Regions from separate parts of the Homo sapiens genome. Here region 2 is linked to region 1. A link is a loop called in an ENCODE intact Hi-C map of the cell type or tissue named here. Cell type or tissue: heart right ventricle. All regions are shown on one strand. Each heading gives the region's core, and the rest is flanking DNA. Links, peaks and the distances in the headings are about the cores only.

Region 1 (2,921 bases), core at 138-2,637:
GCAAGGTAGCCCTGCTGGGAGTCAGCCCTGCCCAGCTCATCCAGAGCTAGACATCCCCTGCTCCCACCTACCTCCCTAGAGGCTGGCCGGGGGGCTAACCTAGGAAGGGAGGAGAGGCCACGGAGGAAAATGTGTCTGTTTAGGGCAAGTCTGAAGGTGCCCCAGGGTGCTACCCAGGGGCACTGCTATGTGGAGGCAAGGGTTCTGTGTTCGAGTCCTGCTTCTCCCTCCATAGAGTGGGCAAAGTCATTTGCTCTCTTCAAACTTAGTTTTCTTGTTTATAAAATAGGAATCAGAATTTCTGTAAGAATGAAATGGGATAAAATGTTGAAATTTACTGTGAAAACTGTAAAGTGCTATTACAGAGTGGGGGATGGTGATGATGTTGATGATGATGACAATGACTACAAAAGGTGATCATTGCAGGGCTCTTGATCTTACAAGGGAGTTGGAAAATGTCATTTCTACTGTGAACCCAGGAAGCAGAAATGGTATGGGGAACACATGGCCTTGCCCCAGTCATAGAAGATATCACGATGCCCATTTTACAGATGAGAATATGGAGTCTTAAAGACTGTATGATTTACCCAAGGTCGCATGACTCCTGCTTTAGGACTTGTGCTGTGACACTGGATGCCTCTGAGTGGAGTGTTTCTGATGGCTGCTTTATCCTTCCCTTCTCCAGAATGTTCTCCTGTTGTTCTCATCACACAGCACAATGATAACAATGGTAACAACAGCTGACTGAGTGCTTTTTATTGGCCATGCACTGTGCTGAGTTATTTAGACAAATCATTTCACTTCATCTTCATGACAGCCCTTAAAAGGGAACCTATTTAGGTCCTAAGGTCCCAGGAAAAATATTACAGATGTGGAAACCAAGGCTGAGAGCGGGAGTGACTTGCCAGTAAGTGGCTGATCCCAGACCTCATCTCAGACTTTCCTGACTCTGAAGCCCACACTCACGGCACCATGTCACACTGAAACTTTGCCAGGTAGGAGTCAGACCACCTGACTTCTGGGCCTTACCTAGCCTGCCAGTGACATCTTTGTGTAACTTTGGGCTCATCAAGCATTCTCTTTTGTGGAAAATGAAAATGCCTACCAAGCCTACTTCCTGGGGTTAGTTGAGGAGCAAATGAATGGGAAAATGTGTAAAAAAAAAAAAAAAAAGTCAAGTTGTTGCATAAATAGGAGGGACTTTTGATATCCTCCAAATGCTTTCCTTTTCTCCACTCATTTTTCCTGATTTCCTCACTCTTTATCAGTAACAAAGTTAGGACAAAAGTGATGATTATTCTAAGGGGCACAAGCAGGGTCTGTCCCTTGGAAAGGCTTCTCCTCCCAGCCTCCTGCGGGTTTTTCCAGTTTTCAGGCTGTTTCCGACGACCCCAAGAAGACGGCCACTGTTTCCCCCCTGCAGTGATGGAAATAATTAGCTCCATTCTTCCTATTTGAATAGTCATGCCTAGCTGGCCTCTTAAATATGATCTTTGTGAGCAGTGCATTTTCAAACTCTCACAGGTTCTATTTTTACTTCTCTTGCTGAAGGAATGCTGTGGAAGGCGATTCCAGCACAAAGGGCCCTAATTAATTTCCCCTGCCTTTAAATATTTTTTCAAAGTATGTGTTTGAAAAGGACATTTAAAAAAAAATTCCGTGACTCTGGAGGTGGATTCCAACAGTTCTCACTGCCTTCCACTTGGAAATCCACCTTCGCCTTGCCGCCTGGTGGCCCGGCTGGAGTGCTGTGTTCTGCAGCTGGGCAGTGCTTACTGCTCCTCCTCCAGACAAAAGGGACAGCCTCCTCCATCCAGTCTCTCAGGCCACAGACCAGCTTAAGTCCTAGAGTCTGAGGGCCCAGGGAGAGGAGGATGGTCGCTAAAGGCCTGGAGAGGTGAGGAGCAAATGGGGGTCTCTGAAGGCCAGAATTGTGAAAACACAGGACTGGGACCATTGGAAAAACCATTAGGCCAGATTCTTTTGCCTTGAATCCCCATTCCCAGAACGGCCTCCGAGCCAAACCATACATGCCTGATGGTGATTTATTATTAATCTGGTTGTCCTGACTGTGAAAGGATATTCCTCAAACTGCATGTACCCTCATAAGGCCAGGGAAGGGTCTGAGCCCAAAATCCCAGGGCAAGAGAAGTTTTTGCAATCTGGAACACAGGGCTGGGGGAAGGTAGTTTTATCCTTTGAGAGTAATTCTGGTTTTCAAGGTCCTCGTTGAAAAGTTGTTTTGAAAGAGCAAAGCCTTTTGAAAACACACAAGAAAAGCTTCTCCCATTTCTAGCTCTCAGCTGCCAGTGGATAGGCTCTGGCTTCCTGGAGCGAATCCTAAGCCTAGGCAGGAAAGCTTTCCAAGGCCTCCAAGATGTGGATTGAGGGCAGGCTCCTGCATCTGAGAGCCCTGTGCCTGAAATACCATCATGAGTGCTTTATGCTGTAGGATTCCAGGCACCATCCCTGGTAAAATGCAAATCGTCTTGAGGCAGCACATGAAAGGCGTGGGTGGCAGCGATGAGGACCGAGCTCTTCCTTTCCTGCTTCCCTCTCCTTTCTTCTTCCCTCCCCTGTCCTCATTCCCTGCCTTCTGTCTTGCCCACTCCCACCCCATTTTCTGTTCCCTGCCCATTTCCATTTTCAGCCCTTCTACCTTCTCCCTACTCTCTTCTCTCCTCCTCCCTTTGGCTCTTTTCCCCCTTGCTCCCTGGGAAGCAGCATCCCGTTTCTGCCTTCCAAGGTGAGTCCAGTCAGCAGCACTGCACCCTTGCTGCCAGACTTGGGGCCTTCTGGGCATAGCTTTGGCTGTGACTGGAGAAACAGGCTTCGGGCTGATCTCTACCCTAGGGTCCCCAGGGGCTTCCTGGGAACCCTGTGATGCCCTCCCTTGCTCCTTTCTGATGGAGAGGGGGTGG
Region 2 (2,921 bases), core at 251-2,750, 62 kb before region 1:
ATGAACAAATACACACCAACAAATTGCATAATCTAGAAGAAATGGATAAATTCCTAAAAACGTACAACCTGCCAAAACTGAATCAACAAGAAACAGAAAGCCTGAACAGACCCATAACAAAGAAAAAGATTAAATCAGTGATCAAAAACCTCCCAATAAAGAAAGGTCCAGGACTAGATGGCTTCACATGTAAATTTTACCAAACATTCAAAGAATTAATACCAGTTCTTCTTAAACTCCTCCAAAAATAGAAGACAGAATACTTCCAAACTCATTTATGAGTTTAGCATTAACCCAATTCCAAAGCCAGACAATGATACCACAAGAAAGGAGAACTACAGGTCAATATACCTGATGAACACAGATGCAAAATCCTCACTAAAATACCAATGAGCTGAATTTAAAAGCACGTTAAAAGGATTATACACCATGAACAAGTGGGATTTATCCTTGGGATGCATGGATAGTTCAGCATATGCAAATGAATCAATGTGATATACCACATTAACAAAATTAAAGAAAAAATATATGATCATCTCAGTAGACGCAGAAAAAGCATTTGACAAAATTCAACATCGATGCATGATTAAAGTTCTCAACAAAATAAGTACAGAAGGCCATTTGCCTCACAATAAAGGCCATAGAGCAAATGCCCACAGCTAACGTTATAAACCATGGGGGAAAACTGAATGCTTTCCCTCCAAAATCTGTTACAAGGTAAGAATGCCCATTCTCACCATTTCTACTAAACATAGTACTGGAGCAATGAGACAAGAGCAATGAGACAAGAAGAATAAATAACAAGAAATCAAATCTGAATGAGAAAAAAAGTAAAATTATCTCGTTTGCAGATGACATGATCTTATATGTAGAAAATCCTGAAGACTCAAGAACGACAACAACAACAAATCTGTTAGAACTAATAAACAAATTCAGTAAAGTTGCAGGACACCAAATCAACATACAAAAATCAGTTGTGTTTCTATACAAGCAATAAACTCTCTGAAAAGAAAATTAGGAAAGCAATCTCATTAACAAGAGCCACAAAAAGAATAAAATGCTTAGGGATTTTTAGTTAGACCTAACAAATGAGGTGAAAGACTTGTACACTGAAATTTATAAAACATTGATGAAGGAAATTAAAGAAGACACAGATAAATGGAGAGACATTCTGTGTTCTTGGACTGGAAGAATTAATATTGTTTAAATGTCCAAACTACCCAAAGTGGTGTACATTCAATGCAACCACTATCAAAATCTCAGTGGTATTCTTTACAGACACAGAAAAAAAAAAACTAAAATTCATATGCAATCACAAAAGACCCTGAATAGCCAAAACAAAGCTGGAGGCGTCACACTGCCAAATTCAAGCTATATTATAAAGCTACAGTAATTGAAGCTATATTGTACTGGCATAAAAACAGACATATAATCCAAAAAGATAAAGAAACCAAAAATAACCTTGTATCTACAGTCACCTGATCTTTAACAAGGGTGTCAAGAACAGACAGTGAGGAAAGGATAGTCTCTTTCCATAAACGGTGATGAGAAAACTGGCAATCCATATGCAGAAAAATGAAATTGAATCTTTCTCATACTATATACCAAAATCAACTCAAAACAGATTAAAGACTTAAATGTAAGACTTGAAACTATTAAATTACTAAAAGAAAACACAGGGGAAAAGCTTCTTGACATTGGTCTGGGCAATACTTTTTTGGAACATGACAACAAAAGCATAGACAACAAAAACAGAAATAGACAAGTGAGATTGTATCAAACTAAAAATCTTCTGCACAGCAAAAGAGACAATCAACAGAGTGAAAAGGCAATCTATGGAATGGGAGAAAATATCTGCTAACTATATATCTGATAAGGGGTTCATATCCAAAATATGTAAGGAACTCAAACAACTCAATAACAACCACAACAACAACAAAAAACATTAAAACATGGGCTAAGGACCTGAGTAGACACTTCTCAAAAGAAGAAGATACATACAGCCAACACGTATATGGAGAGGTGCTCAACATTACTAATCATCAGAGGGATCCAAATCAAAACCACAGAGACATACCTGTTAGAATGGCTGTTATCAAAAAGACAAGAGATAACAAGTGTTGGTGAAGATGTGGAGAAAAGGGAGTACTTGTACACTGTTGGTGGGAATGTAAATTGGTACAGCCACTCAGTATGAAAGTTCTGCAAACAATTAAAAATATAACTACAGTATGATCCATCAATCCCACTTCTGGGTATATATCCAAAGAAAATGAATTAAATACCTTGAAGAGTTATCTGCACCCTCATGTTCATGACAGCATTATTCAAAATAGTCACAACCTGTGTCTATCAATGGACAAATGGGTGAAGAAAATGTACTCTGTGTGTGTGTGTGTGTGTGTGTGTATGTATGTGTATGTGTGTGTGTGTGTATGTGAAATGGAATTATTCAGTCTTAGAAAAGAAGGAAATCCTGCCATTTGCAACAACATGGATGAGCCTGGAGGACATTATGCTAAGTGAAATTAGCCAGAACAGAAAAACAAATACTGAATGATTTCATAGGTGAAATCTAAAAAAGTCAAACTCGTACATGCAGAGAATAGAACAGTGGCTGCCAGTGGCTAGGAGGTGAAGGAAATGGGAAGTGTTTGTCAAAAAGTACAAAGGTTCACTTATGCTGGATGAATAAATTCTGAAGATCACTAGCACAGCATGGTGACTATAGTTAGTATTAATAATACTATACTATACACTTGAAATTTGCTAAGAAATTTGATGTTAAATATTCTTATCACACACACACACTCAAAAACTGTGACTATGTCGGGGGATGGATATGTTAGCCTGATTGCAGTAATCATTTCACAATGCATATGTATATCAAAAAGTCATGTTATACACTTTGAGAACATATA

Evidence for each region. Peaks named below come from ENCODE experiments on the same cell type or tissue, not always from the same donor. Only the 100,000 strongest peaks of a DNase experiment are listed, where the experiment ranks them.
Region 2: it touches region 1 in a loop (4-fold over the local background); 2 of 110 quality-filtered maps call a loop at or near these places.

The regions. Positions count from the first base shown.
Region 1 is chr15:68,515,848-68,518,768 of GRCh38, forward strand. It overlaps a transcript of CORO2B not described here. Among named protein-coding and RNA genes, the nearest start is that of CORO2B, 62 kb to the right of the region's middle. RefSeq lists an enhancer at 2,737-2,921. In heart right ventricle, for the core only: a CTCF peak has its summit at 1,692 (motif pointing left); no DNase peak of the experiment used is centred there; H3K27ac peaks cover 1,843 bases.
Region 2 is chr15:68,453,463-68,456,383 of GRCh38, forward strand. No RefSeq gene overlaps it. Among named protein-coding and RNA genes, the nearest start is that of ITGA11, 23 kb to the left of the region's middle. In heart right ventricle, for the core only: no CTCF peak of the experiment used is centred there; no DNase peak of the experiment used is centred there.